Regions from separate parts of the Mus musculus genome. Here all the other regions are linked to region 6. The links are chromatin loops, found by intact Hi-C in ENCODE. Cell type or tissue: heart. All regions are shown on one strand. Each heading gives the region's core, and the rest is flanking DNA. Links, peaks and the distances in the headings are about the cores only. Region 1 overlaps Gm38809 (a long non-coding RNA gene). Region 2 holds the start of Gm38808 (a long non-coding RNA gene). Region 3 overlaps Gm46959 (a long non-coding RNA gene). Region 4 has its middle 5.2 kb from the start of Gm38809. Region 5 overlaps C530044C16Rik (RIKEN cDNA C530044C16 gene). Region 6 holds the start of Gm32328 (a long non-coding RNA gene). Region 7 overlaps Gm31686 (a long non-coding RNA gene).

What was found. A loop is a pair of places that touch in the nucleus more often than their neighbours do. Peaks named below come from ENCODE experiments on the same cell type or tissue, not always from the same donor. Only the 100,000 strongest peaks of a DNase experiment are listed, where the experiment ranks them.
Region 1: it touches region 6 in a loop (3-fold over the local background); 7 of 42 quality-filtered maps call a loop at or near these places.
Region 2: a loop joins it to region 6, with 7 times the contacts of the local background. A loop is called at or near these places in 36 of 42 quality-filtered maps.
Region 3: a loop joins it to region 6, with 6 times the contacts of the local background. A loop is called at or near these places in 7 of 42 quality-filtered maps.
Region 4: a loop joins it to region 6, with 2.8 times the contacts of the local background. A loop is called at or near these places in 7 of 42 quality-filtered maps.
Region 5: a loop joins it to region 6, with 16 times the contacts of the local background. A loop is called at or near these places in 41 of 42 quality-filtered maps.
Region 7: a loop joins it to region 6, with 12 times the contacts of the local background. A loop is called at or near these places in 39 of 42 quality-filtered maps.

Annotation. Positions count from the first base shown.
Region 1 is chr6:50,980,324-50,984,778 of GRCm38, reverse strand. All of the region lies in intron 2 of Gm38809 (a long non-coding RNA gene), which reads left to right. Among named protein-coding and RNA genes, the nearest start is that of Gm38809, 7.6 kb to the left of the region's middle. RefSeq lists enhancers at 1-812, 2,449-3,708. In heart, for the core only: no CTCF peak of the experiment used is centred there; no DNase peak of the experiment used is centred there; H3K27ac peaks cover 3,099 bases.
Region 2 is chr6:50,676,745-50,681,199 of GRCm38, reverse strand. It overlaps Gm38808 (a long non-coding RNA gene), which reads left to right and starts at 1,718. Exons shown (of 3, transcript XR_869066.2): 1 at 1,718-1,831. In heart, for the core only: no CTCF peak of the experiment used is centred there; a DNase peak (open chromatin) is centred at 1,849.
Region 3 is chr6:51,034,751-51,039,205 of GRCm38, reverse strand. All of the region lies in intron 3 of Gm46959 (a long non-coding RNA gene), which reads right to left. All of the region lies in intron 1 of Gm31746 (a long non-coding RNA gene), which reads left to right. Among named protein-coding and RNA genes, the nearest start is that of Gm31746, 24 kb to the left of the region's middle. In heart, for the core only: no CTCF peak of the experiment used is centred there; a DNase peak (open chromatin) is centred at 2,415.
Region 4 is chr6:50,993,110-50,997,564 of GRCm38, reverse strand. It overlaps a transcript of Gm46959 not described here. Among named protein-coding and RNA genes, the nearest start is that of Gm38809, 5.2 kb to the right of the region's middle. In heart, for the core only: a CTCF peak has its summit at 2,593; no DNase peak of the experiment used is centred there.
Region 5 is chr6:50,806,233-50,810,687 of GRCm38, reverse strand. All of the region lies in intron 4 of C530044C16Rik (RIKEN cDNA C530044C16 gene), which reads right to left. Gm31455 (a long non-coding RNA gene) reads left to right here. Exons shown (of 5, transcript XR_869068.3): 4 at 2,861-2,976. Among named protein-coding and RNA genes, the nearest start is that of Gm31455, 14 kb to the left of the region's middle. In heart, for the core only: CTCF peaks have their summits at 2,375 (motif pointing left) and 3,727 (motif pointing right); a DNase peak (open chromatin) is centred at 2,947; H3K4me3 peaks cover 378 bases; H3K27ac peaks cover 1,154 bases.
Region 6 is chr6:51,166,114-51,170,568 of GRCm38, reverse strand. Gm32328 (a long non-coding RNA gene) reads left to right here and starts at 4,123. Exons shown (of 4, transcript XR_377663.2): 1 at 4,123-4,369. In heart, for the core only: a CTCF peak has its summit at 2,317 (motif pointing right); DNase peaks (open chromatin) are centred at 508, 1,698 and 2,318; H3K4me3 peaks cover 2,009 bases; H3K27ac peaks cover 2,732 bases.
Region 7 is chr6:50,936,965-50,941,419 of GRCm38, reverse strand. Gm31686 (a long non-coding RNA gene) reads left to right here. Exons shown (of 4, transcript XR_377658.3): 3 at 2,454-2,700. Among named protein-coding and RNA genes, the nearest start is that of Gm31686, 5.2 kb to the left of the region's middle. In heart, for the core only: CTCF peaks have their summits at 1,115 (motif pointing left), 1,757 (motif pointing right), 2,397 (motif pointing right) and 4,120 (motif pointing right); DNase peaks (open chromatin) are centred at 569 and 4,109; H3K27ac peaks cover 303 bases.

The DNA.
Region 1 (4,455 bases), core at 299-4,298, 190 kb after region 6:
CAATGCGCTCGCTCTCCTTGAGAATCTGAGACAAGCTGCTGGTTAATGTCTCTGAAACAGCCTGTTAAGACTGTTGCTACAAATTAGAGTCTGGATCATTCCAAAACCCAGATAGATTCCTTTCATCCCCCAGATGGCCGTCTGATTGGGAGCTGGGCAGGATCAGGTTTCAGGTTGTGACTTAATGATTCAGGACAATATTTATGGTTATTACTTGACAGAGGGCAGCGGGGAAAATTAAGGCATAGCCCCATGCTTCATTTATGACAAAAAAACAAATTCATGGCAGGACTGTGGATTAGAGGTGGCATCTCGGAGCTGCAGGCAAAGCCCAGGTACAGTTCTGAGATGGTCCGTCTGAGCAGGCACAGTCAGGCTGGCGAATCCAGACTTCAAACCCTTGGCTAAAGCATCACTAGTGGAAAGAATGAAGTCACCCACCAGCAGCACATCCAGGGTAGACACAGCTGTGTGTGAGGGATTTCAGCACAGAGCACATCACTGCTCTGTATGTGTAGTGATCACACAAGTCAAAAAATGCCACCCAGGGCACATTTTTTACTTTATTATTAATCTTGGGACTATCAACAAGAGAAAGAAGTAATTATGCTTGCCACTTGTGAGTATTTGGTTTCTCCGGTGTGTAATTTCTACATGAGCCTCTAAAACATGCTCTATATAATGCCATTTCTTACATTGCCCCTGAATTTTGAGAATTCTGCAATTGAGCGATAGTGAAAAAAAAAAAAAAAAAAAAAAAAAAAAAGACTGGCTAAGAGGAGGCCCGGGAAGGGGTTAAGTAAGCCTTGATTCCATTCATGGAAATATAGATCAGCTAGGAGAAAAGCCAGCAGAAGGTTTACCCCTTTCGGCTAATCCTCTGCTCCCTCTGGGAACTGAGAATACACTCCTATTCCTCTGTGAGGAGACAGAAAACTACACCGCACACTACGAATGCATTTGACCAACTGTGACATTTTTTAAATAAGGTTTTAACTGGTTTTATTACACCAACTGTGTAATTTCAAAATGACTCTGTCATCTATTATATCTATTATAAACAAGTACTTTGTTTAACCAAGCCAATAATAACCTTCCCCGACCGAGACGGCTGGGGTTTGAGAACAGAGTTCTCTGATTGTTTAGATAAGGGGAAGGAGAGTCTTTGGCTAGGAAAAGCAAAGCAAGCATGGTTTGGAAAGAAAAAAAAATTAAATGTGTCATGCTATTCCCAATAATTTGAATTTTTCCCTCTGCTGTGTGCAGGAAAGGCTCCTACTTGCTGAAGTCCACCTCACACTACTACAATCTTGGTTACAGCTTGCACAGTCTGTCCCTGGACTCTCAGCTTTCAAAGGCACAAAACAGCCAGGCTGTGTGAATGTCATCCCTGGTGCTTTGGAATGGACCATGCTACATTCTTCTCTGTGTATGACCTGAGGGAACTGTCAATCTCCAAATCCATCTAGATGCTAGGAATGACAGTTCCAGTCTCATGACATTGTGATAAAAGTTTGGTAACACTGTATGCCTGAGACATGGGGAAGAACTCTATAACTAAAAGCCCCCTTCTAATCTCCATGGGGCAACGCCATGCCAACTATGCCTCAGAATATGCAGTTGTCGTAGAAGCTATGACCCGAGGGCTCCTAGACACCCAGCCCTCTCAACTACAGCCTCCTCCAAAGTGACCCCATTCTGTCTGAACTGACCAGACATCTGCAGTGGTGCCATGCTCACTGTGGCTTCTTGACATTCTCTGTCTGCTTTTCTCCCGCCCCAGGGCACATTTTCAAGCTAAAGCTTACCTAATTTAGCTTCTGGGACAAAATATCTACTTTTCTGGGAGGCTTAGAGGCTCTGTGACTTTGCAAAGACTCTTAAGAAAGCTTGAAGCAATCCAAGCCTCCCAATGCATGGGGAACATTTGTGTATACACATGTGACTCCTAACTATGCCTCTCCCCCCAACATACACACAGTCAGGTACTCACACTTACACACTCACACAGTTCACTCTCACACATACACAGACTCACACATACTCCCATGCTCTCAGTCTCTCTGTGTCTGTGTCTCTCTGTGTCTGTGTCTCTGTGTTTCTCTGTGACTCTGTCTCTGTCTCTCTGTCTCTGTCTCTTTCTCTTACACACACACACACACACACACACACACCTCTAAGATTTAGAGTTCTGTGTAGATGTATCCGTTCTAGACTTTCTAGCACTCTCAGAAGGTAACTTAGTCTCTTAAGACCAGGTTAAGCATCTGGACGCGTCAGCAAACAAACATGCTGTCAAATAGCCTCTCTTTCAGTTTTACAGACATATTATCCTGCACTAAAAAGCAATATGGATAAGATTTTTGATATTGGAAGATAAGTTGCACTCTGAAGCGATGGCTGTTGCTTTCCTTTCCCATGGACCTTGGTTGTCCTTGTGACAGGGACCGCCACAGTCCTGCTGAGACACACACGGTGGGAAAGATTCCTTGGAGCTTTTTCTGCAACACAGAGTGGAAGGATCTATTTAAAACAAACTGTCTTTAACTGCAACCAAGCTGGGGATCTAACCCTGCAGATTTCTAAGCCTGCTTGTGGGCGACAAGGCACAGACCCAAACGGAAAGCAGTGCAGAACCCTCGGGGAGAGGTAGACACAGTGGAGGCCAGTGCACCAATTAGGGGAGAAGCGAAACAGATGACGCCTGACATGGGCTGGAGAAAGAGGAGAGGTTTCAAATACACATTGAATTCTGTTTTCTCCAAAGGTCAGCTTTAATCAAGTTCCCATGTAAATATTACCAATATAAACCAAGTAATGGAGGTTAAATGGCTGCGCTTGAGGTCACTGACTCTTGGTCAAGCTGGAAGATTTCACATGAAATGGACCAGTTGTAATATACCTGGAGGGCCTCAGGCCCAGCCATGAAACTTGAGCCCCCTGCCTCCTCTAGCTGTCAGATGGAGTGTAGAGTGAAAGAAAGAGGGGGGCAGGGCAAACACCAGATGCATAGGGGCCCTGAGGATTTTCTAAACACATTAAGCTTAGACTCTCTGTGGCTGAGAGTAAATGGGCAATCTCATGTATGTTTGACATATATGTTAGTACTTCTTGTTTGTTGATGTCATTATGAAGGGACACCTAACAGTCCTAAGAGGATTCCCCCCTCCTTGGTTCTATGGGTCTTTGATGCATTCTTTGCAGAAGTGCTGCAAGATCTTGCTTTAGAGGCAGAGCCTCTGTGCCCAACTAGAGGAGAGCCAGGCCTGCAGGGCTCTATTCCTAATGTATAGGGGAGGAAACTGAGGTAGAAAGGTCAGATAATTTGCCTACGGCTGCAGGGTTGTAGGATGGGACTTGAATTCAGATCTGACATCAGTCCATGTCTTTAAGCACACAATTCAAATCATTTCCCTAACTGGCATCCTTAAACTGGCATCTTCTCACACCGGCTTAATCTCAGTTGTTTTCAACTGGCTTCTAAGTAAATGCAGCTTGCCATCTAAATGCCAGAGTCGCTTCTTTGGAAGATGGTCTTCTAATCAGAGATGTGGACAGATTCCCACATATTTTAAGCCTAGAGATAAACCCATGTGCAGAGCACACACACACACCATGGAGAGTGGGAAGGATGTTGGGCCAGCTCCTAAGAGTAGCAAGGGAGCCTTCCAGCAGCTACTGCTCACTAGTTCTAGGAGCTTCACTGCTGCCCCAGAAACTGTCTTGCTCGCTCTTGAACCAACCGCATGATGGGGCAGAGTGAGACTCAGTCAGGGTTTGCTTTGATGCCTTCTTCTCTGCTTCCACAGGAAATGGCCTGAGAACCCAAGGCTTCTGAAATGCTCTGCCTGTCATCTTTATGGGAACACCAGACCATAAAGTGCAGAGAGATGTGTGCAGATAACTGTGCTATCGTTTTCAAGGCAAAAAGGCTTAGTAGGGCAGAACCATGACACTGATATACAAAAGCACAAGCCTAAAGAAGCTGTGCTCATCCAGTTCCACTTTCCTGGGACTGTGGATGGAAAACACGCGCTTCACTAGAGAGAGAAGTTGATGGTGTCCCCGGGAAGCCTTGTGCCTTCAGATCTTCTGGAGCAGTTGTCTCTAAACTTCCATTCTGCAACAGGCAGGGTTTGCATGCCTGAATAACTCAACACCAGAAGTGAGAGCAGTTCATGACTCATATGTGTCCTGCACGCATCAGGGACGAAAGATGAGCAATCATGTGTGCAATGTACAGGGGATGGAGACCTAAGTAGGTCCTGGTGTGATGTTTTGGGGAAATGGTTGGAAGGATGCCCTGGGTAAGAACTGAAGGTGGACCAGCGGCTCAGAGGAAAACAGAGTAGAGAATAACTCAGAGTGAGATGAGAGGATCTCCGTGGGCTGGAGAGGTGACTCAGTGTGCTACAATGATTGCCAGCAAGCCTGACAACTCCAGTTAGAGTCCCC
Region 2 (4,455 bases), core at 344-4,343, 490 kb after region 6:
ACTCCAGATGCCCCGCATATTTCTTCATCCCAAAGCCGTCTCCGTCTGGGTTCCAGACTCTTCTGAAACACAGTTTCTGTAAGGTACAAATGAACGGGCCTGACAAAGACTGACAGAGATTTCATTTAAAAACACTGTCATACACGGAAAGGTGGTGGCCCAATTGGAGAGGATGTTTGATCTTCTTCCAAGTTTCCACGGCTGCAAGGCAGAGACGAATAGTAAATCATTCTTTATAGTCCGTCCTCCTGCTCTGAAGGAACCAGGGTTTTGAAGGCCTGTCTTTCTTTTCTTTTTCTTTCTTTCTTCTTTCTTTCTTCCTTTTTCTCTCTCTTTCTTCCTCTTTCTTTCTTCCTTTCTTCCTTTCTCCCTTCTTTTCTTTCCCCCTCCCTCCCTCCTCTCTTCCTCCCTCTCCCGCTCCCTCCTTCCCTCTCTCCCTTCCTTCCTTCCTTCTTTCTGTACAATAGCTTCATGACATCGGCATGCAGCTTATGAGATGGACCAGGAGAAAGTCCCACACCCGGAAATAATCATCTCTGAGTCACCACAATACATCACAGGCATTAAGGAGACTGAGGGCTAAATTAGTCCAATGGTGCATCATAAAAGTTATGTGAGATGTCTTAAACGGAGGTAATGCTTGGCTCGTTATACTTAAAGGCAGGGGTTGATAGGCCCCATGACCCTTCTACAGAGCAGCAGCTTCACTCCATGTCTTCCCCTGTTACCAAACTAAGCAGTGTGAATAAAGCTATTGTCCAAGGTTACTCAACATAAACCGACTTTTCTTGGTACCTACAGCTCACTGCAAAGCCCAAGGCTAATGGAGTCTAATATCTATCCATTGCTCAATAGCTTTGCTGTGCCCATGTTTGCTTGTCTAGTTTTGGAAGAGTAAATCTGCGTTTCCCTCAGCTCGTCGTCTCGTTCCGCATCCCTTTTCGTCTTGGGCTGTGATCTTTATCTCAGAGACCCTATTGGCTTCTCGTTGGGTGTTTTCACCTTTCGGAGAGGCCACCTTCATTCACTAGTATTCTAGTCTAAAAGGCACACGTGCTCTCAAGGCAGCTGTTTCTATTGCGTTCAAAAATAGGACAAATTCTACCAGAAAGAAAACAGCGTGGGCACCGGAACGTTCTTCTCAGTAATAATAATATTTAACGACTTGGAGGATGAAAGAAATAGATCCCCTTTAGCATCCCAGTTCAGACTTTCCCTTTTTACCAAGTCAGTCATCTTGTGCTCAGAAGCAACGAGAACGAGGCACTTGCGGAGATTACATTTTAAGCACCATAGAACAATCTACGGTAATTTGGCTATTTTCAACTACTCTCCAAATAACAATATTCCTCTAACACAGAAGCTGAGAGCTTATGAATTCTTTGAACACACACACACACACACACACACACACACACACACACCTTCATGCACTCTCTCACCTTGTATTAAAAGCGCAACAGAAACAAAAGCAGAAAAGACCTGAGACGACACTAGAAAAATGTTCTCCACCATTCAGAAACTCCTAGAAGAACAATGTGACTATGATGTGTGTATGCAATAGCCTTGCAGTACAGAGGTAAAGCATCTGCATTTAGAACAGTAAGGCAAGGCTGTAATTCTATATTCTATGTTGTATGAAACTCTATAAATTTGAGCAAAGTCAGGTTTTGGTTTTGGTTTTCCCCTTGACTCCACCTAGTCCTATTCCCAGGGATGAGACAGTATCAAAAGGACCTGATGGATAGAAGAGGCCAGCAGGAATGAAGGAGAACAGTTATTCTAAATCCTCAGTGTTCCCTGCAGCGTCTGACCGGTTGGGGCTGTTTTGGTGAGTAGAGTCTGCCCCCTGGTGGAAGTAGTGAGGGACTGCTCCGACGGCCCACCAGAAGCTTGACCAGGTTTGCACTGCTGGTCTTGTCCTCTGTCCCACTCCATCCTTTTCTTCTCCTCCTGTTTGTCTTCCCTCCCTCCCTTGCATCTGCTCTCCCACCACCTTTGTCTTCCTAAGTGCAATTTGGCGGCTGTGATGGTTCAAACTGATGTAGCTGCTCTTTCTGGGAAAGATTCTCAATTCTGTTTTTCAAATCCAGATCATGAGGAATGAGCTAAAGGACAAAGACTCAGCATACATCTTTGTAGATGGTGAGTCCTGAGTCCCGATCCTTAAGTGCTGCTGGCCTTGGCTCAGTCCCTGAAGTACTCAGCATACATCTTTGTAGATGGTCCTGAGTCCCGATCCTTAAGTGCTGCTGGCCTTGGTTCAGTCCCTGAAGTACGATATGGACAGAACAGGTTTGAGTGGTGGCAGAAATCTGGACATGGGTGCAGCTCTACAGAACCTGGGAAGCAGAAAGACAAGGCAGGTTCTCTGAAGACTTAGGTAGCCCCTGTGATGGGCTCTTTCAACTCTTGAGGGGTCACGACACACAGGTTGAGAACCCCTGCCCTAGAGGCTCCTAAACACCTATTTCCCTGCTGGGTATTATTTTCATCTTCTTCTTCTACGCAGAACGCTTCAGTAGTTTATCCCTTCAAATATCAAACGTGGGCCATTTTCAAGTCATGATCCAGCTTTCCTGAACATTCAAGTTTTCCAGTATTGATCTTAACACCTAATACCAAGTGACTCAGGCATTCAGGACCCTCCCCCCCCCCCCCAGCACAGCCATGACAGCCTGCTCTACTTTAGCCTCAGTTCTTTCCTGTCTGTTCCCAAATAGCCATCTTTCTCCTGTTTTTGTGTATCTGTGTTTGGTTTGGTTTCCATATGCTTGTTTCTCGTGCCTGTTTTTGATTGTTTCCTAGCCCGGAGTAGCCAGGCTCAAGGTCCGCTGTGACCTTTTGTAAAGCTTTGCCCCATCTACAGGGCCTTTTTATTTTTATAAAACTAACATCTTCTCTGGAATTAATTTGCATTAGCATAAAAAGCAAGACACGCCACTCAGGGGGTTTAAGTCAAGGGCATTTTCATACCTATATGAAAAGCTCATATTGAGATATAATACATATATTTTAATATGATTGTAATTTATGGGAGCTATTAATCTTCTATGGCAGAAGGTGGGGTGAGGATAGAGAGGGTGACGTTTTCATAAACTACCAAGGAAGGGTTCAAGTGCCTTATGCTACTGCCAGAATCGTGACGTGGAGTTACGACCCCATAACTCAAGTTTTGCCAGCTCTTGTCATTCTCTAATGGATATATTGGAAATGTGGCTTTCCGCTCATTCCTGGATATCCTAGACCTTCAGGTCTCTTCCACACACACCAAGAAGACCTTAAGTACCACACAATCTGCCTCGTGTTGTAAGTTATTTGAACAGTGTTTCTTTGGGGAAATGCCGAAGGGGGGTTCTTATGGCTTTCTCAACCCAAAGGTTATAGAGATCTGCAGTGGGGAAACCCACTTCTGCAGCAGCAGGCAGGAATGCCAAGTATTCGTTGCTTCCAGATCGGGCAGCCTGTCTCATTCCCAGGGGCAATAATACATGAAGTGCAAAATAGCCAGTGGTAGGGAGGAACTAAACACTACCGAAACAATGCATCGAATGGTGAGTGCTCACCTTTCACACGGAAAGGTGGGATATCATTCGACATACAATGCATCAGAGCTGGAAGCATTAGGACCCGAGCTCTGATCGCCGTATACCTCACATAAACTGTAACTCCAGTACTGCGGGATGAAATTCAGCAGACAGGGGTTCACTAGCCAGCCACCCTAGTCAAAACAAACAGTGAGGTTTGGTGAGAGACACTGCCTCAGAAACTAAGGTGGAGAGTAACTGAGACAGCTACCCAACTTTGACCTCTGGCCTCCACGGATTTATATATGATGAGCACACACAGGTGCATATAGGCCTATACCAAATGCACACAAAACAATAAAAATAAAGAAAAGTAAATAAGTGAAAATGTCATCCACAAATTGCCTGCAGTAGAATCACCCAGCATAGCATGCTTTGAAAATGCAGAATTCAGGCTGCAATACAGATGGACGGTCAGAATACTGCAGGCAAGATCTAGGAGTTAGAATGTGTGGTCTATACTTGGAGCCATTCTTATCCATCCCACAGATGAGGGCCTCCCTTCTGGTGCTTCTGGCTCTTCTTTGCTGTGCCTGCCTTACACAGAATCAAAGAAGAGCTAGATGTTTTCTGCCATTGTGCTTATTGCACTAAAACCCCAAAACCCATGCTCCCGAGGGCGTGGCAGTGCCCCCATGCTGCCCCTGGGCCCTCCTGAACTGTCCAGCATGGCTCATCTTGCCCTTGTGAGCCCTGAGAACATCATATCTTTCCCTCTGCTCTCCAGCACAACAAAATGTATCTCCTCTATGCCTGCTTTTCCTGGGGATTTACTATAGCTTAGTTAACCGTTAATCAGTTTAATGTACTTGCTGATCCACACCGAGGGACCAAAATGGGTCTTTCTACATTTGGGGCTGAGGTAAGG
Region 3 (4,455 bases), core at 286-4,285, 130 kb after region 6:
AGATTTAATTACAAATCATGTATGAAAGTTTCTTGCTGGGTATTTGAATGAAGATTATGGTAATTATCCAACTGAGGGTATGAGAAAGGGTACAATTCAAGCCAGTTGTTAGAATTGCTGGCAGAAGTGAAGAGTTCCTGCGAGGATAATGGAAGATGAAAGAGAGAAGGGCTCATGGGAGACAGCCCTTCAGTCTGTGTCCTTGTGAAATGCAAGCAAACCCACGTCATGCTGAAAACACCCTCCCATCCTCCATGGGGATGCTTGCCCCCAGTAACCCACAGGAGACTCTGGTAACCACAGGGAAGGCTGTTATTGAGAGTGGTCTGATACACTAAGACTCTCACCTAATATTGGCCTCTGAGGATACCATGGATGAAGACAGAGTTGGAAAATATGCATCCTTTTTCTTGGCATAGACCTGGAAGATGATGGTTTAATGATACCTTTGTCGCCAATAGCTTTCATTTATGTCCACTCTGGCGTGGCTCAGTAGAACTAGATCCTGACTACCCTTTGTCCTGACCTTCTTTTCAAGATGGCAGCTGCCATCCTTCCTTACTGGATAACAATGTGACTGTGTGGAGAAGAATTTACCAATGTGGGACTGGCTGGATGGCTCAGGGAGGAAGGGCAGTTTCTGCTAAGCTTGATGACCTGAGTTGGCCCCCTGGGACACATAAGATGGAAGGAAAGAACAGACTCCTGAAGGTTGATCCTTCCCCTCCCCCATCCCCGTGCAAGCTCATATGTGCATGTGTGCACAAACAAACAAATAAATAACTCAATAAAATCTAAAGTTAAAACTGTTGCCTATTTGGGTGCTGGATACCAGCCACACTGCCATCTGCGTTCCTTGCAGTTTGAGCACCTGGATCTCCAGTTTATTCTGAAGGCAATTTTTCAAAAGGTAGATCTATAAGACATATCCAACTTCACTGCTTACGTAGACCAGTGGTTTAGGAGCCTCTGTTTTTGCAATCTGTGAACACCCAGAGCTCCCTGCTTTCCTTCCCTTCCATCTCTGATAGGTTCCTCCCCTGGGAGACGTATGCTGAATCCCAGCAGAGTGAACATCAGCCAAGAGAGCTCTGCCTTGTCAAAAATGATCTCCCACATTCCTCCCATGAAGTTTTGAAGGCCTAGATGTAGTTTCTCAGCTAGGTTTGGGGAGTTCAAACATGCCAGATAAAGGAAAGCCCCTTGGGAAGACAGACAAAACAGACTCACTAGTGGAATGTGTATGTGTCTTCATAGACAAAGGGCCCCCGAGGAGGTGACCCTTATGCCAAGATTTGAGACTGAATGAGATTGGACTAGTAAAAATAAAATCCCGAGAGCATTGGGCAGAACCTTGAAATGGGCAGTCTGGGTGGAGAGGAGGCCAGAGCAATGAGGGGGAGAAGAAGGGGCTGGAACAACTGATGGAGGGAAGAGGGTGGGCGGGAGAGCAGACTTTAATGGAGCATTGACAATCCACTCCTAAGGGAAGATTTTTGAGTTGGCTTTTTCTTAAGTAAGCATCGCTTGCAAGGTTTTGAGCTGTCCATCCTTAATTGGGAATGGGGTCAGGAATGGGGCAATGCTTTAAAAATAGTGCTTGTTTGTTTGTTTGTTTTTCCCATATGGCCCTGATCTAATTGTACCGAGGTAACAAGAAAAGACTGTGGGTCCTGGTGGGGATCAGGCTTAATCACAAAGGGAATCCATGAGAAGTTTCAAATAGGGAAGTGACATCTATTTACCTCGTGCCACCAGCTACTAATGCCTAGGGCTTGGATGAGGGCAAAGGACAGGGTCTGTAAAAGTCATGATGATGGATGTTAAGGAACTATCTATATTAAGTATTGAAGGATGACTTGGCTGGCTAAAGAATGAACGACTTTTGATCACAGGGAATTTAAGCCAGAATTAGTCTCTAACTTGCAGCTGTTTTGAACCAATGAGTACTGGCAGTAGCCTTCTAAAAACTGTACACCAAGAAGAAGCTCACTGTGGGAGGGGTAGAAGCCATCGCTGACATATCTGCCTTGGGATAGGAGGTACGGTAGGCAGACATGAGTGTTCCTAGATTGAAAACAAATGTGTAACCTCAGCTGAAATATGCAGAATTGTTTCATTTGTACTCTTGACTAAAACGGGGAAAGGATTGTGCACACTGTAGATCATTTGTGTCTTATGATGAGTTGAAGGATTTTTTTTTAATAATAATTCAGTGGCTCTTTTTGAATATCCAGATGTTAATAATAGTTTCCTGCTATGTGATTAGAAATGAATCTGCCAAGGGAAAAATCCATGAGGCCTTTTCTCTTGGGGGAAGCTGAGTTACTTCTGTTATGTTCTCAGGCTTCCTGGGGAAGTCTATCAACATATGAATTAATGATGGGAACTGGAGTCTGGCTGGTCACCAAGGAATTACCCGCCTTGTTTTCCAACTTTGACCTTTATTATTTACACACTCAGCTTGAAATAGGACAAATGCAGCAACTTCCCAGCTATTTCATTCCTGGAAACCCAGCCATAGTCTGGATGCTTCTGAGAGTGGAAGAGCTATGCATTTCATAGGGAGTTTCTGCTGTCTCTGGTTCAAGAGGCTGAGACCTGCAACCTCATTAATTAAGAGATGATGTGAATGGCAGCTGGGGACTCTCTCTTTTCCATTATAAATTCCCTGACAGAGAAAAAGTGAAAATTCACACACACACACACACACACACACACACACACACACACACACACCCAAGCTTCTGTGAAATGTTCAATAGCTGGCTTGAAGGACATAACAGTGTTTAATTGTTCAATGCTTAACGTGCTCATTTAGTTTTCTCTCGAGAATAGGTTGTCTAGAATAGATCTGGAATCTGTTTTGGAATAAACTGTTCAAACATTACAACACACCATTTGCTGACATAAAGATGTCATAGACGGCTCTAATACTCAGGGACTGAGGCATCTCTGGCATCAGCCTGGTAGTACAGATGCAGCTGCAATGTTTATATGTCATCCCATGTTTAGGCACCGTGCCTTTAACAGTTTGTTGTTCAATTTGATCTTCTCTTGCAAAGTGGAAACATCACAGCAAAGGGGAGGTCTCTCTCAGTGCTGTTTACCAGAGGGTAGTTTTTTTTTTTTTTTAACTTGATGGCATTTTCCTGAGGAGGTAAAGGTGAGCTGAGTCTTGTAGGAACAGCAAACTACAGTGAAGGCTGATGCTTTTCACTCACAGCGAGACAGGTGCTGAGGTTGGCACATCTTCCACCACCAGGGCTCAGTTCTTCCGCAAGCGCACTTTCATGGGAACGGTTATTATGATTCCCATTCAGAGAAGAGGAAACCAGAGTTTACTAACTTGCTCAACAATATTTCCAGGGTCATCTTCTCAGTGGGAACTGTAGCTCTGAGGCACTCCCAGCACGCTCATGGCACTCTTTCTAGAAACCCATGGGATCAATGTGCTGTCGACCTCTGGATCTGGATAGTCTACAACTGAGGATTCAAATAACAGTAGATTGGATATATGCCTTCTCTACCCAGCATGTCTTGTCCCCCCTCTCTAAACAATGTAGTTCAACTGGGTAGCATTTACACTGTAGTATACTAGGCATGAAGAGACAGTTAAGGACACAGGAGGATGTGTGGGGGCTATATGCACACAACATTGTGATTCATCATTGTGACTTCACCATCTTTGGATCTGAGATCCACCGGAGATCCTGGAATCAGTTCCCCATGGATACTGAGAGACAATGGTGGGTTTTCTTTTGTTTGTGTTTACTTTGTTTTACCTTGTCCATGGGGCTGTTTTTTTTTTTTTAACTGATGATGTAAACACCTCAGAAACAGAACTGGTATAGTCAAGGCAGAGGCACTGTGCGCGCGCCCTGATGCAGCTCTCCACCATGAATTTGTGAAGGGAGGAAAAAAAATAAAGCCAGTTTCACCCAATAGCATTCTTCATGGAGCAGTAAAATATTAATATTCATTAAAACAAAATAGAATATTTATTTTCTTAAATCATACTCCCTAAGTTCACATTTTAAAAAAAGATTCAATTTGTAAAGTCCTTGTCCTGTTCACAGAAAAATTATTGCTGCCTTGATGAAAAGAACCAGCTTGGTGGATTTAGCTGTGAATGGAGGTGTTGCGTCTCCCATGGGGCTCCAGTTTTACTTGTAGGAATGACAGAAAAACTTTGGATATTCAGATTTATCGATCTATTTGCATGAATAAACTGAGTGAACTTGTTGTGTCCAGAACATAACTGATAGTGTTTATGGATAAGATTAAAAATTGAGCTTCCCGAAGAAGTTTGGAAGTTTTGACAATTTGGTTTCGCCATCATGCGCCTGTGAGCTTCAGAATGGGTGAGGAGTATGCCAACGAGCTGAGAAGACATGTTGGCTTATGACTCTGTGCCACTTGTGATTCTTCTGTAAAACAGAATGTGCCAGAGTC
Region 4 (4,455 bases), core at 156-4,155, 170 kb after region 6:
TCCCAGAGTTACAACCTTTATCCAGACAGAGAAGGAAACAATAGAAAGTAATTGAACGTTGACCAGTTTGCTTATAGTGTAAGGAAGAGGGAAAGCATACAATAAGGAAAAAAAGGCAGAGGAGATCTACGCTTCTAAAAACCTCTCCACCGGTCCCTTACTTTGAAAAGAGGTGAGTCAGGATCTAAAGGAAGCAGAGACTAGACTTACCCTGAGACTGTTGTTGTTAGAACATTCCTCGAGTTTTTCCTGGACTATTGGGTCTTTTTATAGTTAGATCACTTTGCAACCCTAAGATGGGAATGAATGTGTAGCCACGATTTCCCAGAGGCTGCCATGTTCCTGAGGGAGAGCACTCCCTCCTGATAAGATCTCCAAGTAGACTGAAGACAGGCGGTGGCATCTGTCTGCCACTGCCCGAGCCCTCCACAGCCCTCAGCTCCAGATATGGAAAACTAAATGCCACAGAAGAAACATCTCTCTCTCTTTTTCTCTCTCTCTTTAATGAATAAGGAACAGGAAATCACCTTTTATTTTAAAAATACTACTGGTGAATTGAATTGAATCACATTTTACTAATACGTGGAGTGAATATACTTATTTTGTTTCAAAAGTTCCGAAAGCTAAGCACACACCTCTGTACTCAGTGAGAACTTGGGGCATGATTCCAGACAACAGATGAAAACCGACTCTGGAGCTTTCCCATAGTTTGGGAGTTCTGTGTCAAGGGAAGAAGAGAGGCCCATGTGGTCTCTAGAGGCCACAGGCCAGCGAGTCTGTTCGTTGTGTTTTCTTTCCACTCCTCTATCTGCTCTTCTACCCTTGCTGTAAACTGCATGCGTCTACTTTATCCAGTTACCGTGGAACATATTTGATTGAGTAGATCACAAAAATATTTGATATGATTTCAATCATGCACTCAGACTAAATTTAATATTTAAGTCATGTCTATGAAGGACTGGTCTATTTTAGCCCGTGTCTTTGACATATTATGTGAGTGTGTGTTTGTGCATTATTTGTATATTATATATGTACTCAGAAGCTCGTCTTAATCTTGTGCTTTGATTGCATGGCCAAAACTGTTAATTTTTAAATTGTGGTTCTGTTTTTTTTTTTTTACTCCCTTCTGGGCAGTAGATGCCTGTGGATATGAGGATGTCTGACCGATTTCAAAGAAACAACAGAAGTCGATTTTTCTACATACTACATGCTGCCTGTTCTGGCACATCTAGGTTGATGGAAGAGAAAAACCAGAGGGCAAATTTAGCAAGCATTAAAAGGCTGAGATGATTTCTCTTAACATCAAGAGGGGAGTCTTACAGCCCCGTAAAAACAGTAGCAGAAGGCGAGGAAGCTGGCAGGTGATCACATGGAATTCAATGAGCCATCAGCAGGGCAGTGTGGCTGCTCGTGGAAGGGGTGGGTACACAGGTTTTCCAACACACTCATAAATACTTTACAAGCCACTCCTCAGAGATGGCCAAAGGTCCAGCAGAAGCAGCGCCACAGGACCATGGATTCTAAGACCTTCCCAAGCCCCCGTACCAGGAATTCTGGGGTCATCTCTGCAGTTTGTTTTGTAACCAGCCTCGGTGGTTCTGAAAAGGGGCTAAAGGGTGAGGCTTTCTGTACCAAAGTGGGTTGGAAGTGGGAGGCGTAGCTTCAAAACTCTTGAAGATGAATTTTTTTACCTCCTCTTTCATACAGCAGCCTCTATTAACACTGTTAACCATACAGTGCACGCTCAAGAGGGCATAGGTACCTATTTCAATGCTAGAGACAGAGTAGGTGGGCTGAGTTTACTGCAACTCTACTTATAGCCATCTTTATAGACATCATTCCAAATGGTTTACAAGGCTAACTTAGACTAATGTCAGTTTTCACTTACTGGGATCACTTTCAACTCTGGATAGGTCTGCCTTCTCTGGTCTTGTTATAGCTCACGTCCTATCAGTATGTTGGGTTCTAATTATCAGATTCTACTAGCCTTGACAGCCCGGTAAACACCAAGCCCCACTGCTTCTGAAGGGATATTTCACACTTTAACAGTTGCGAAGTTAACTGCCATTTTACACCAGAATTCCTAGTCAACATCACAAAGGATTTCCTTTAAGGGTTCATAGGTTCTTCTTCTGGTGTCTAGAGTATTTTAATAGATATTTAATAGATACAATGAGGTGTCTCCCGGCACTTGTACTTGGGATGTACATTCTGCATCATGGTTTTAATAAAAGGTTTCCTGCTTGATTATGAGCCAACAGGTCTCAGGACACACCCGTTTTATGAATTCCACTCAAGCCCAAAGGTAATACAAAGAAATCATCTGGGCAATGTAGAAACAAATGCTCACGCTGCTGTTCAGAGATGTTAAAGTTGTTATTTGGCAGATGTGGGACAGACAGAAGGATTTTTGCTCAACATTCCATTTTGTTGGGGAGCCCATTGCTCCACGTGATTGCCTGGCATGTGTAAGTACATCTGCCCTGTTTGACTTAGCCACACTGACAGACAGGAGAGGACTGGAAGCTGGCAAGGAAGGGTTGTGAGACAGCAATAGATTAGAGTGGGGAGCACTGTGGCCTGCTTGGCCCCTGGTGTCACATGCAGGTATTACATTTTATAACTGCCAGAGACTTGGTGGCTCTATGGGGATCCAGAGAAGAACACTTACATGAGGGTCTCAAACTATTCTCGTTTCATGGAAACTACCAACAGGAAACAAACAGCAGGCAGAGATTCATGGGTGTGCTAGGCAGAAGATAAGTGATTTCAGTTTCCGAACTCTTTAAGAACAAATCACTGTGCGTCATATGGTTAAAATTGAACTCTCCGTTGCCTTTCAGAAGAGGCAGTCCCGTTCTAATGATGCTAGGTAATCAATGTGACTGGCTACCTAGAAAGAATTAAAGGCGCCAATAATGGGTATCTGTGGCTAAAGGCTCTTCATAGCAAGAAATGAGAGCTGGTCATGTTCAAAGAAGAATGAACTGAGAGTCATGTCTCCTGGCTTGGACACTTTGGACAGACTCGTTTATAGTCCTGCCTATGAAGGCTGGCTTATGTTGAAAGGTATGGAACAGTCACACCCTTAACACTAAGATTCTGATGTCTGTGCCACTGCTGGCATTTCCTGACCATGTAATTTACCTTTTACTTCCATGAGATAGTTCCCAGGCTGCTGCTGTTTGTTATAATTAGCTCTATCAGCATTTCTTGTTTAAGCTGCTGTGATGAACCGGGCGTCCCTGTAACCCACTGAGAGGGCTGAGCACTGCTGACCATGCTCTTTCTGCAACTCTTAACATATGCTTGTGCCACTTGCCCGTCCCTCCTGCCCTCATAAGTGCGGAACATCCCAGGGCATCTGGATCCATGAGACCACCCCCACCCCACCCTTTAATTCTCAGAAAACATGTGCAGAATAATACCAGGGCATTAAATTAGACCTCATTACGTAGCCAGTTGGGCCGTCCAGCTCTCCTGCACATAATAATGAGGGCTGATTTATTGTGATCATTATTCAGGCATTACAGGTCACTAAATAACATGCTCTGCCCACACATGTCTTCTGAACTAATAAATATCCTGAGAGGAAACATTCTTGAGGGTGTGAGTCTCAGGTTTGGATCTGTAACTCCAGGCTCATTAATTGTATGAAGGTGCTTTGCCTATGGCTCACAACAGCATCTTGGGAACAGAGATGGGCAGAGTTTAATAAAAAAAACCTTTGGGAGACATGAGTGGGAGGCTGTGGAGAGACTGCTCGGTTCTGTGACCTATAGGGCACAGGAGCAGGAACCCCAATGGAATAGAGCCTGAGCTGACCCTAATCCAATTGACCATCCAACACTATAGCACATTATGCAAGTGTTTTTAGCAACCACGTTTCTATTACCTCTTGTACCGTGAATGCCTAAGATATTTCTTAAGGATTTCCCATTCTGTCTTTCTCTCTCACCTCTTGGCTCTTAGATACATTGTTCTTCTCTGTCAGGAATGCCACACTCTATACCCATCTCCCTTTCTTATGAACATCACATTTGGAAACTGACCTTAGATGTCCCATCTCCCAAAAAGCCTTTCAGCCTTACAGAAGCTGCTATTTACCCTCATCAATGAATCTCACACTGCTCTCTTCCATGGCCTGCCTGCAGTTGCTACTAGACCTTTAAAAAGTCTCACTGTTTGCTGTATTCCTTCTGCTTATAGCAATGTCTGGGATAATTTCTTGGTGAGTGAAGAAACAAATGCTCTCATGAAAGGGGAGAGGGACAAAGGCACCATGACACAAGGTGGTAGCAAAGGATATTGACAGTTTAGACCTGGTCCTCTCTGTTCATGGAGAGGAGGGCCCTGGCCATTTGGACATCACTCTGGAGCCTCTCTCTCTCACTATGGAAGTATAGCTCAAGTTGAAATATCTCAAAGAAAGGAAATATAGTTTGGTAAACCTCA
Region 5 (4,455 bases), core at 333-4,332, 360 kb after region 6:
ACCTCTAGTTATTTAGTGAAAGTTGAGAGCAAAAAAAAAAAAAAAAAAAAATTCAGTGGTGGCTAAGAACACAGGGGTAAGCTCTGCTTTAAGGAAGTGTGTGTGTGTGTGTGTGTGTGTGTGTGATGGGGGGTGGGCTTTGCCAACAGTTCCATTTTTTAGATAGTACATCTAATGATTATACTAGGGTATTATGGTTACTATTGAAAGACTAAGACATGAACCACAACACTACAATTCACTAATCATGAATACGTATCATGATACAGTCAGGTTAAATGTATCTACCACACTTACCATTCACCATGGAATCCGTGAAAGCTAATTCTTTCCACTTATTGATAATGCCTATCAGATGGACATAAGAAAAGTAAATAAAATATTTTCCCCCAAAGGAAAAAAATCCAAAATCAAAAATACTCTACATCTGTCAAAGCATACGCATACTCGTTAGAGCCTCCTTCAGTTAAGTCATCTCTCTGTTTTGTTCATAATTCAGTATTCTAAGTTCATACTCTATCTGAGAATCAGGCTGATGAGAGTTTACTACAGAAAGGCCTTGGAAATACTATCCCATTCACTTGATAATCAAAAGACACTGTGAGGGGTCTCGGTTGTCAGTAAAGGAGTCTGATAGAGGAGAACGGAGGGCATCAGATGTATCCTCACAGAGTGACCTCAGATTTCTCAGTGCATCTGCAAGGGACATGAGGTAGTCTTTTCTTTGTTCCTGACACAGGCTGTGACTCTAAGGGGCTTGCAGGTCAGCCACTTCTGACTTCTTGGCAGCTGCTAAGCTAGGATTGCCCTGGGAGGACTGGAGGGTGGGGGTGGGAGTGGGAGGCAGACGGGATCCAGAACAGAAACCCAGGCTGGTGAAGCAGAGGGGATGATGGCCCTGCGACACTTTAATGCAGTGCGTTTTCTTCTGCTGACCTGAACATGAGTAAATAAAGATAACCCTGGTCACGAAACATAACCCACTTCCCTTCCAGAGGGACACTGGGGAATTCTGGTCAAACGTGTCCTGCCCACATGAGCTGCCATCCGGCTGAACGTGACAAGTGTCAGTATGTCAGTGTTAGCCACAGCCTGGATGAGCTGCTCCAGGGGAGATCTGCCCTGCTGCCCCAGAGTCCACTAGGAGAGCCTCCACAGACTCTGTTATCAAAGTAGATGAATGGCGACCTACCTCAGTTCTGTTTCTCATTAAATATTTACAGAGGGATTATCCCAAGTTTTGCCCGTTTCTTTGGCTTTTCTGTTTGGTTTTGTTTTCTGGCTTTAACATACAAAACCTCACCTAATAAAAATTGCACCACATTCAAGGCAACGTGTTGAGGGCACTGCGGTTAATGTAGCTTTACTGGTGTTATTTTAAGTGTCTGTACTCTGAATTCCCTTGGAATCCATGCTCTTAACTCCCACAAATATGAACGGACCTCCCACGCCTGTAGGACCCCGCTGTGTATTTATTAGGAAGCAACTCCACTTCTAAATGCTGCACACCGGGCTGCCCCCGCCCCACCGGGTGCTCGAGTTCCTGAACATGCGTGTTTAAAAATGTCCCTTAAAAAAATATGGCTTAGCTGGACAGGCAAAACATTCTGTGTAATCAGAGAGCATGTTTAGGAAACACTGTTTGCGGAGATGAACCGTGCTTTAATGAAACGTCCGAGGGGATAAATAACTCAGTCCCCTTCTCCGGGGTCATGGGTGCTGGCTTCAGCTCTGGTCATAAAACAAAGTGGAGTCGTGGTCCCCGGAAGGGAGCGATGCAAAAACATCAAATGTTTGGCCTGGAAATGCAATGCGAACAGAGACTAAAACCAGGCCCTTTCACTAGCACAACAAATATTAAAATAACCACTTCAAAGGCTTGGGGGGTGGGGGGGGCATACAAAGTTAAAGCCAGAGAGAAAAACCCCTCAGGTGAAGTCTGGTTGGATATCTGAAGGGAGACCTTTCACCGCTGTCTCGAGAAGTTTCACTTAACTGTAAAAGATGATGAGGGTTTAATTTATATTTAAACCAAGGTTAGCATCCCTCTCCTTGTAGGACATTCTTTCCTAAGCCCTGCACTGAGGGTTTTGTTTTGTTTTCTAGGCGGTGCTCCATCAGCTTTAAGGCAACGCTCACCCTAAAGATGGATAGATAGCTATAGCATCACCAACTTTGAACAATGAACTAAATACTGTTGAAAACAGAAATTAAATTTTTGTAGGCTATCCATTTTTATCTGCATTGCTTAATGAGCTCTAGCACCGAAAATTCTGTGTCCCCATAAAAACCTATTCAGCATTCAGTTTTCTCAAACTTTAAACCTCAAAAAAAGTTATGGCATCACTGATGGTGTACTGCCACCGTCTGGTCATTTTGAGAACTGCAGGTAGGTTCCCTTTTCTTCAAAAACTGAGCTGTTTTCACCAACACATGTATCTTTTGGGGAAGAGACTTGTTAGACCTACCTAAGTGTCCTAAGAACACTCAAAGGAATTCTGAAGGCTCCTCTTGTTGCCTCACAGTAGGAAAAATCAGATCCACTTCACACCGGGGGGCCGGGGGGCGGGTTCTCTGAAGATTGCCATTTACAGCAGGGGTATGGGATGAAGAGAAACAAAATTCTTAGTTTACACTTAAAACTTAGACTCGTAACTAGCTAGTACACCTGTGTGTCACCAGACATTAGAATCCCCTTGCCATAGATGAGGATAATAATCATGCCTGACCTGTAGGTACTGGAGGGTAAAGGAGATGATGCCCCGGAGGTGCTTAGCACAGCGTCGCGCTCACGGCAGTGGTCAGCGATGAGAGAGATTATTAAAACTCGTATTTATTTAACTTCCTTTCAAACATACAGATGAGAAATCACAGTGTTGGCAAGGACTTCGAGTGCCTGGATCCTGTCCCAGACAGAAAGTTTCCACGATTTCCTTTACGTCATGGGAACGAGAGGATCTGCCAACCTTTAGAGAAGTAATCTTCCCTCCCAGCTCCCCACAGGCTAGGCTCACAACTGCTCACCCCCAGAGCTACTGCTGAGCAGAGCTGTCCTGCCCTGGCCCCCACCTCCCTCCTCTGCTCTGTTCGGTACACCGGCCCTGGACATCTGTATTTGCACTGCTCTCTCGGGGCCCCCGTTGCCCCTGGGTTCTGTCTTGCTTTGTTTATTTAAATCCCACCTCTCTGGGAGACACGGATCCCATCTTTCTTAAGAGTTTGCCTCCCATCCGCTTCCTTACTGGCCACCACTGGCAAGGGTTCATTTTGCCAGTGATTCCCTGACAGTCACACCCATGAATGGTGGGAATAAGATGTGAGTATCTCTATGCCCTGTGTAGCCACGAGAGTCTCACATCTCTGGTCCTCATCTCTGCAATAAAAATATATGTCAGCACCCATCTCACTATCAAGATGGTGTGTCGGGACACAAATTGGAAACAAAGCCTGCACTCCCCATTCTAAATTAGCAGAGAACAGCCCTTCACAGATTAGAAAGAGGGGGCCTGTCACACGCCTGGGTGGCACTAAAAGACTATTGTAGCTATAAGATAGAAGCCAGACCTCAATCTCTTGTGGCTCTTTTGTCCCCACGTAGCCCCATGTTTAAAGGATTTGTGCATTCTTGCTTCCCACTCCCTCTGTCTCTGGGTGGTAAAGAGGTACCTGGGCATGGACAGAAAAAGTTCAGCACCAGGTGGCGCCTGGGCTGCGGATCGGACTGAACCGGTTGTGCAACACTGCTTCTATTTCAGACACAGTGGCTTTAAGGTTTCTTAACATCACTTTGTTCCTCCATAAAATATAAACTTTTGGCCACACCCCTACCCCACCCCCATCCTATCCCACCCTTGTCTTACCAAGTTCCTGCAGATATCAGAGTCCACTGCATAGTTCTCAGCTCAGTTCTTTGATTTTTTAAAAGTCCCCACCTCAACCAGCAGAGGGCGGTGAAAGACAAACTGAGCTCTGAGTCTCTCTCTCTCTCTCTCTCTCTCTCTCTCTCTCTCTCTCTCTCTCTCCCCCCCCCCCCCCCCACTGCCCCTCGTGCGCATACCTAGGCTGAGGACTGTTGTCCCCTTTAAAGGTGCAAGGAATTTGATGGTAATGTTATCACTCCTGTTACCCCTCTGTATGGCCCATGAAGGGTTCTGAGGCACAGCCAAACACCCTGAGCTGGAGAAGGGAGGGGGTTCAGTGCAGAAGACAGGCCAAGCAGCAGTGCAGCTACTTGGAAGTGAGGTTCAGAGCAAAACAGGAGAGACCCAGGCCTGCACCCCACAGACCTGGGAAGGGTGGCTTACTGAGAAAAGTCTGGGGGAAAATAAAAGACTTGTAGAAAGTTCTGGGTGCAGCCTCCTCGACATGTTTGTGGAGCGGTTGCAGTATATCAAGCAAGTACTACCAATGGACTTAGACCATGCGAATAGAGACACAGAAATGTTACAGATGCAC
Region 6 (4,455 bases), core at 321-4,320:
CCCAAATTCTGCAAGTAATTTAGAAAAATTAATAACCAAACAGTTTTATATTTTATAACCGAGTGAAGTGGGACACCCTTGTACTATTAGAAAGCTACATATTACGAAAATCAGTTTGTTGGTTGTTGCTTTAATGGGAAGCTTCCTCTTGAGACTTTTGCCCAGTCAAGTTTTAGAGTAAACTACACATTCAGTGTTTGCAAAAACTTTTCCTTAAAGGGAACTGGGCGGCCATAAGGGATCGAGGCGGCCGCGCTTCGGGAGTGTCATTTTCGGTTTTTTAGGAATTAAAGTGAAATTAAAGTTGGAGGGGAAAGCTTAATTTTCCAACGACCACTCTTCCTTTCCCCAGATGCCTGCCTGGTCGCAGCCCGGGAGCCGAAGGTTGCGTTGCTGCTTTCGGACACATTTGCAGTTAACACACCCGGCTCTTTCAGCGATTCGTGTTGGGACCTCGGTCACAGGAAGGACTTTCTGTGCTTTAGTATCGTTTCTAGGGCAGCGCTTTTGTTTTGCCAACTCCAGCGGAAGACACGAGGATGAAACCCCGGGAAAGCTTTATCTCTGGCACCTCCAGTGTATATGTTTTTCTCTTTGGACTTATCAGGAAGAGAGGTGTTCGTGCGACCACAACCCCAAGGCCAGACTAAGAGCTAATGGTATTTTCAGAGGGGAGAAGGGAAGAAAGAAAAGAAAATCAAGTTGACAGGCGAGCTCTGCAGTTTCCACGAACATATTACGGGTTGACCACGCGGCCTCTTCACCCACCCACAAAAACCCCTGTACTCCGCTTTGGATCACTATACCTAATAGTCATGAAATTTAAAATCGTACCCAGTCTTCAAAAAATAACTCTGAAAAAGGCATATTTATTACTTTAAAAAAAATCACTCAGAATCCAGCCACGAGGCCCTCGTCCTACAAAATAGCGATTCATAGGCTTGTTACTTTGGGTTTCCCGTCTGCTGAATTTTATTTAGAAGCCAGTGATTAGAGTGGTTTCTCTAGTCCTCTCTCCTGCGGCCCCCTAACTGAGTTTACTTTACACCCTATCTCTGGATCCCGAACCTGCGTTACTTCAGCTCTGGTGCCTAAGAGTCAACTTCACAAACTGCAGGGGACAGACAGGAGGGCCTAACACTATCTTTGAGTTAGAATTACTTCTCCAGAAGTCCCAATCTTAAGTTTCTTATTTTTTACTGCCTATAAACTTATTGGCCTTTTATCTTCCGAAACAAAACACACTTAGAAACTTAAGTAAGAATTTTTGGGTACGCATAGTTCCCTTTTATGGGGTGGATGGAATTGAGTTTTTTTCAGTGCTTTAAGGAAAAAAAAAAAGCGTCTTTAAACAAACGGAGAAGGGTCCTGGAGGAGGACTATGGGGCCAGCTGCCCTTCCTAACTTCTCAGTCTGAGACTTTGGCATCTTCCGGGCAAGCGTGGGTTCAGGGCTTGCGGGGCAGATTGGCTGGCAGTTCCGTAAACCCAGGCTGGATGGAAGGCCGCAGTGCCCCCGGGCCCCAGAGCGGGTTTCATTTCTGCAGGGACCTCACCGGCGTCCCGCCGGGCGCTGTAAATCAGCCTTTCCTTGCTAGGAGCGCGGGGATGAGCACCGGCTCTCACCCTACGCCGCCTCCGGGGTCCATCAATCAAGCTCTCCCGCCCCAGCCTGAGTGCCGCCCGGGGCGCCTGCTTTGTGTCAGCCTGCAGCGGGCCTGGGTGGGGCGCCCCAGGGTTCGCAAGGGTCTGGAACACCCCTCAGTTTTTCCCACCCCGGGACGTGGTGACTGGAACCGTGATCTCTAATCTACAGAGCGAGTCCCCTCCTTTGCTGACGCCCCAATCCTTCCCCACTTCGTGTGATCCCTTCAACAATGTCACCCCAGAAGGGGCGAGGAGGATTCGTCACTAGCAACTTGATTTCCCCAGCAAATCCCGTTTCTGGACCTCAGTTTCTTGACTGTAAAACGATAGTTCCTTCTTCCTTCCTTCCTTCCTTCCTTCCTTCCTCCCTTCCTTCCTTCCTTCCTTCCTTCCTATCATCTACCATCAATCATTTATCCATTTTTATCTAGTTCCAGTGTTCTTTTGTTTGTGGAGAAGCATGAGCCTTTTGCCCTATACAATTTTTAAAAAAATTCCTTTCCTTCCGCTCAGATCTTCCCTCAGTGTCGTGCGCCTCACTCCACCCCTCCCTGCTCCCTGTTCTTTACAACTTACTGGGCACCAGACCATTGCAAAAAGCAACTCCATCCCTCAAGACACAGACCAGAACCTTGGGGAACTGAGCCCCGACCCGCCCTATTCCTTCTGGAGAGGCCACCAGGGGGCGACGCAGACCAAGAATAGAACAACAAGGAGCCACGTGTCTTTCTCCCAAAAATATTGTCAGGCTGGGCCTTGAACACTTTTCTTAGCTTCCCTATAGTGATTTCTTTTGCCATTTCCATTTGATCCTCGGCGCTCATACTAAATGGCTGTAGTCTGGGTACGTGGGGGAAGAAGGGTCACAAGCATAAGGAAGAGCAGCGGATGTCCAAGTGACAGAACACAGGAAATGTGCCAAATGCTAATCTTAAGCACCAAACTTTGATTCTTAGACTACGAAGGTCACACAATTTAGTGGGGTCTGGGCTGGAACCATCAGACTACAAAACTGAGGTGGAAAGCACACTCATGCATCCCTTCCTACTTTTTGGTTCTGTTTGTTTGTTTGTTTGTTTGTTTTTGTTTTTGTTTTGTTTGTTTGTTTGTTTGTTCCGAGACAGGGTTTTTCTGTATAGCCCCGGCTATCCTGGAACTCACTTTGTAGACCAGGCTGGCCACAAACTCAGAAATCCGCCTGCCTCTGCCTCCCAAGTGCTGGGACTAAAGACTTGTGCCACCATCACCAGGCCTACTTTTTGGTTTTTATGGTACGGTCAAGGCACAGGTAAACATGAGAAAGAGAGGAGCAGAGTGAGGTGAGACACCGACACTTCTCAATGAGCAGCAGCCATCGTCGATGCTGGAGGTTGTCTGCATGGGAAGAACAGAGAAGGTCCCATCCCTGCCCTTTCCGTGGAGGGACTGTTTAGATCATACTTTTATTTGTGGCTGTGTATGCTTTATGGTGTGGATTAGCTGAGCCCCAGAGGACGGTGGGCCTTGTTCACTGTGGCCAACGGAAAGATCTTCAGGAGAAAACGTGTAAGGTTGAAATATCTATTCCCACATGTGCAGAGGCTCTTGGATTGTGTTTGCTTTCAAAATCCATAAATGTTTTTATTAAACTATCTCTTTCTTGTGGCCCAGGCACGCATAAAGTATTTGCCACGTGTGTAAACGCTTCCATTTTGGTCTTCCTTGAGGGAAGCTTTGTAGCTCTGCAGTAAATATTTGCTCTGGGGTAAACCTTGGCAGGCAATCACTGGACTCCTCAGTGTGGTTTCATTGGATGCTGGGTGCACTTGTGTGCACATGTGCCTGTTTTAACAGCACACACAGAGGAGAAATTGCAGGAGACCTTGGGAGTTTTTTTATTTTATTTTATTTTATTTTATTTTATTTTATATATTTATTTTACCAGAGATAGAGAGGTGTGTAATGACTATAATTATGTGAGTGAAATTATAAAATGAACCCAAGTCTCTTTCAAATTTGAGTCTTCTTACGGGGCCATGGTGGCTCATGCCTGTGTTATCAGTACTTGGGAAGCTGAGGCAGAGGGATTGCCATGAGTTTGAAGTTAGCCTAAACTAAACAGTGAGACCCTGACTCAAAAAAGCCAAAAATATTTTTTTCTTTTTCTTTTTTTGGCAAAAAGATTTTTTTGATTCTTCCTTGTATACGGCCAGCCTCTCCATTCCCCACATCATGCCAAATCAAGTGCTCGTCTGTAGCCATCTTTCATAACAGCTTTTAACATAGTAGTGTTTGGGGGCAGTGAGTGTATTTAAAAGTAATAAAGTATAGGCTTTGCTTCCTAAATTCTATTCAAAACAGTAAGACTCTAAAAATCAAACAAATTATGATCTTTATTTTGTTTTAAAATGTGATATGGTTTCATTTTCCTCAGTGCTTTAATCTGTAGTCATGTTTTAAAAATTCAGAGGAAAAGAAAAAGACAGACCAATGGGATTGTAGATAGTCAAGATGTGGGAATTCTCATTCCTGAAGAAAACTATGAGTTACTTAACTTCTCTGTCATGAAAGACTGGATTTCTATAAAAAGATGCTGGTCAGTCCGATCAAATGGATGAGAAGGGGCTCGATGGAGGATGACTGAGCTCTGCAAACGGCTAACATAGGACCGCCTTTGAGCGAGTACTTGGGAATTAAAAGCTCTGCTTGGCCTCCCGAGTCTTGACATTGTGACTTCAGACCTGGTGAGTCCCTGCTCTTTAAAAAACATCATCCCACCCTCCCCTGGACTGAAAAATATGTCCTAGGCATGCCCCCCCCCCCCCCACGT
Region 7 (4,455 bases), core at 253-4,252, 230 kb after region 6:
CTTACAGCTTTTTGCCTCCAAAGCCCATCTCTTCCCTTGGCTAATCCAACAGGCAGAAGGCTTAGCTACACATTCCACTTCTGTCTTCCCCATTTAAAAGGATTCTGGATTTAGTTAGAGTCTAAGATGAAAGAACTGTAGCCTGTAGCCAAAAGCAGAGAGATATTCTGTTCCGGCTTCCAGAGAGCCCTGCTCCCTGCGGATTGCAATGTGGCTCGCAGGCCACTGTGATCTCTTCCAGAGCAGACTCAGGCACCAGGCAACCTCTCTCACTTCCTTGCAGAGCCTCTCATGCGGGAGTCTCAGAGTTGGGAGGAATCTTAAAAGTTTTGTGGTCTTATCTTCACCCCTTCCACATCTAACATCTGCGTCTCTTAAAGGACCAAATGTCGTTATCAAACGAAAGGCAGTGGTTTGTGATAGATGAAAAGAGCCTGGCCCAGCTGTATGTAGTGAGATTTACAGAGCGAATCCATAGATGGATTCAAAGATGCAGCCTGTGGCCCAAGTGGCCCATCCGCAGAGTGTGAGTTATATCCCAGACAGACAGGCTGGACCAGAGCCTCCCTACCACAATAACAACCAACGCCCTTCAATTTTGAAGCTCTGCCCAGGCACACTCAAGCTACTTGCTGCTCCCTTTTCTATAATCCTTATTTCTTGAAAGTGCCTACACAGCTCATGCAGTTAAAAAAAAAAACCTCCATTCCAAAGCCATCATTCTTAAAAGGCAACATCTTCTTTTGTATATTCTGTGAGCAGAATTATTCATCAGCATAGAACTATCATCCTCAAGGTACCAAGGAGCAATCGACCTTCAGTGCCTTACCTGGCCTTTTACATAAGGAATATAAGAGTAAAATGACTGTTCAATTTCTCAGCAAAAGTCATTAAAAACATATATACCTTTTGACTTTGCAATTCTGCTTCTAGGAACTTATCTCAAAAAAAAACCCATATTAACCAAATAGCCAATATCATTTAAGATAATTTCCATTAGCTTGCCTAGAGAGATGGCTCAGAGGTTAAGAGTTCTTCCTGGGGTCCTAGCTCTGCTGTCACAGGCAGCTCATGACTGCTTAGAGCTTTAGCTGCAGGGGATCTGACGCCCTCTACTGGCCTCTGAGAGCACATGCATGCCCATGTGTAGACACAGACAGACAACACATACCTGTACACAGTAAAACACATCTTTAAAAGATCACACATGGCTTAATGCAATCATTATTTATTCTTAACTTAGGATGCTGTTCAAGGTGAAAGGTTAACTTCCATATGTAATTTAAGGACCCAAATCACTCTATCTTGTAATTGTGATATGAATATCAAAATCCTCCCTGACGAATGAGGAGAGAGCAAAGAGAAACAGCTGAGTTCACTAAGGATGTTGCTCATACAATTATGACTATCTTTTTATTTATTTATTTTTTTGCCAGAAGCTGGTGTAGTGGCCACAGAAACTGCAAAGGGTGCTTTGAAGTATTATGTTCAATTTTGCTTAATCGATGGCTTATTCCCAGATTATCTGAATAGAGAACATACACCCATAAACGTGACACTTATACAGCCATTAAAGAGGTTGTTCTCCCTGCCAGCTAGCTTTCATAGTCCAGACAGTTCTACGCAGGCTGTTAGGGGAAAGATCATCCAAGCTCTTACCCAGATGTGAAACCTACAAACTACAAGATCAACCTGCCTGGCAAGATGTGCAATTATGGAATTCCTATTATAGGGGTAGCCAAGCACTCTCTAATTGGACTTAAAACCTGCTCCACAAGAGGGAGCCCATGCCTGGAAGCCTGGTCAGAAACCTGTGCCCTGGAGGGGAACTGAAGACTTTGTTTAGCTGAACTGACTTTCGTGTCATGCACAAGGCACTAGTTTTAACCCCAGCCTGGGAGAAGGAGGGGGTGGCTTTGTACACACCTGCAACCCCAGTTCTTCATCAGTCCAGGCTTACATAGCCAGATCCAATCTTAAAGACAAGAAGTGTCACAGGAAAGTAGTGCATGACAGAGTACAATTACTCTGGTGATAAAAACTCTGTAAGACACAGACAGTATATCATTTCAGTATATAATCAATACAAATTAAAATAATAAAATATATGTTTCATATTTTATTGTTCTCTCTATGTGATGTCTTTAGAATCTGCATGAATTTCTCAGGATGGTATTGTTTGACCTGCCACAGTAAATGCACGTAGCCAGTAGGTATTGAATGGGCAGCAGTATGTTAGAGTGTGAGAGGGGTCCCAGTGTAGGGGATGCAGCAGTGTGAGGGAGATAGGAGGAGGACATTGTCTAAGATACACGCGGTGTTTCAAAATGCCACTGAGACCGGTCTTCACATCTAACACTGTTTGCCATGTTCATTTCCATGCTGGCCACCAGGGGTCACTAGAGAGGAAGAAGTGAATTTTTTTTCTTTTTCTTTTCTTTTTTTTTCCTAAGGAAATGCTACAGCAGAGGCCTGAAGAACGTATTCACAAGTACAGATGCTCCTCGGTTTACAACGGGACTATGTCCCCAACAAAACCATTGTAAGCTGAAAATACCATGAATCAAAATTACACGTGTACACGAAACTATGAAATACCAGTAGGCAAGATCCACCAACATGTTGTCGAGTTTATGATAACTATATTATAGTTCGTGAGATGGACTCAGTACTGGATCATAAATAAAATACAGGCCTGTGGTAAGCATACACTTCATAAATTGTTTACATTTGTAAGTTTAAACTAGCATATATTGAACTCCGTATTTGGGGTGGGGGTTGGAATGAATGTATGTTGGACTGCTAGAAAATGAAAAATGAAACAGCAAGACGAACATTGGGATCAAATTCAGAAGTGACTCTAAGTTCTAGAGTGTGCTCTGTGAACCAGAAGAGTGACAGCTACTCAGTGTCTGGGACAGAGATGTGTACTCAGTGCCACCTTAGTCTGTGATAGTCAGTAATATAGTACCCATTTCACAGATGAGGACATGGAGGCACAGAGATCTATGGTACATTGCAAAACATGGATTGTGCCTGTCCTACCTGTATGAAGTTTCACTGCGTGGGTAGAATGACCCTGAGCATGGAACGTGTGGGATATTCTACCTTAGAGCAGTCACCATAGATGCCCTGAGAAGAAGTGGCGGAGAGTAGCTAGGTCAAACCTTAATCAGAGAAAGGAGGTGATTAGACTCACACTAACCAAGAGGTGTTTTGGAAATACCAGCCTTCCCTGGTTCATCTGTCAGGATGAGTTTGAGTTAGGAAGAATCTGTAAGAAAACCACGTAATATTCCAAGGACAGATGTCAGTGGCAAAATGGCCAAAGGATTTTAGAAGCAGAGCAGGCATTGTGGCCACATCCCTGCTTTATGGAAGATGTGCCATGCTCACATGAATGATGTGCCTCACACTAAACCTTGGCACTCGACTGGGACTTTTAACTTCCCCATTCATTGGCTTTTCCACAATTAACCAATTAAAAATTCTGGAGCCATAGATATTTGGGCTGGAACTGAAGTCAGCTAGAAAAAAAAATCCCCACACAATACTACCTCTGTTTTGTACAAATAATGCCTGTCCCATTTCTCGATTGCTCCCATAAACAGTCATCTCATTTGTCCTTGACCATGGCGCCATCCTCCCTCCCTCACAAGAAGGAAGGTAGACTGAACTAATCCTCATTATTTAGGTAAACTGAGACACGAGGGAATGGGGCTCATTTCTGAGTCAAATACTCACATCCATCTCTTACATTTTTGAAATCAAAGTTTATTTTGATATAAAAAAATAAGTAAAAGTTAACACGGGTACTAAACTTAAAAAAAAAAATCAAACTCCTCAATAGAGTTTTTTGGAGAGAAAGAGCTTTACAAACATGTCATTATTTAAATTAGAAGTCAGGGTTTATCTGAGATACATCAAAAGGAAGAGTGCCCTGCAATAAGTGGGAAATAGTGTATTTTCACTTGTTCTGTTTGTATATGGCGACTGCACGTCTATCTTGCTTAGTAGGTACACCAAGGGACTGTTTTTACCTGTGCAAACAGCACAAAGCAAAGGAACAGGCAAGGTGGGTTTCCTGCCTGCATAGCACCACCAGGGGGCGCAGAAAGCACCAGCTGTTGTAAAAGAAAATAGACACCAGGTGGCGCCACTCCGCCATTTTCCTTCAGTCTGGTTTTAATGTAGTGTTTTATTTCTTTGTTTAGCAGTGAAGTTAATGGCTTAGTTTTAGCTGTGTAAAACACGTTTCTATTTTCCTAGCCTCTTACTAACATGTCTGGTTCCTACGCCGTTCTTTTCTAAAAGCGTAGTAAAAAAGGGAACTCGTTATTTGTCTAAACCTACCTTCCCCATAGCATATTTTTTAGGACATTCAATCATATCCCAGATTAAATTTTCCTCTTTGGTCTTTCGCAGACTTTCTGGAATTTTCATTTTAGTTCGATC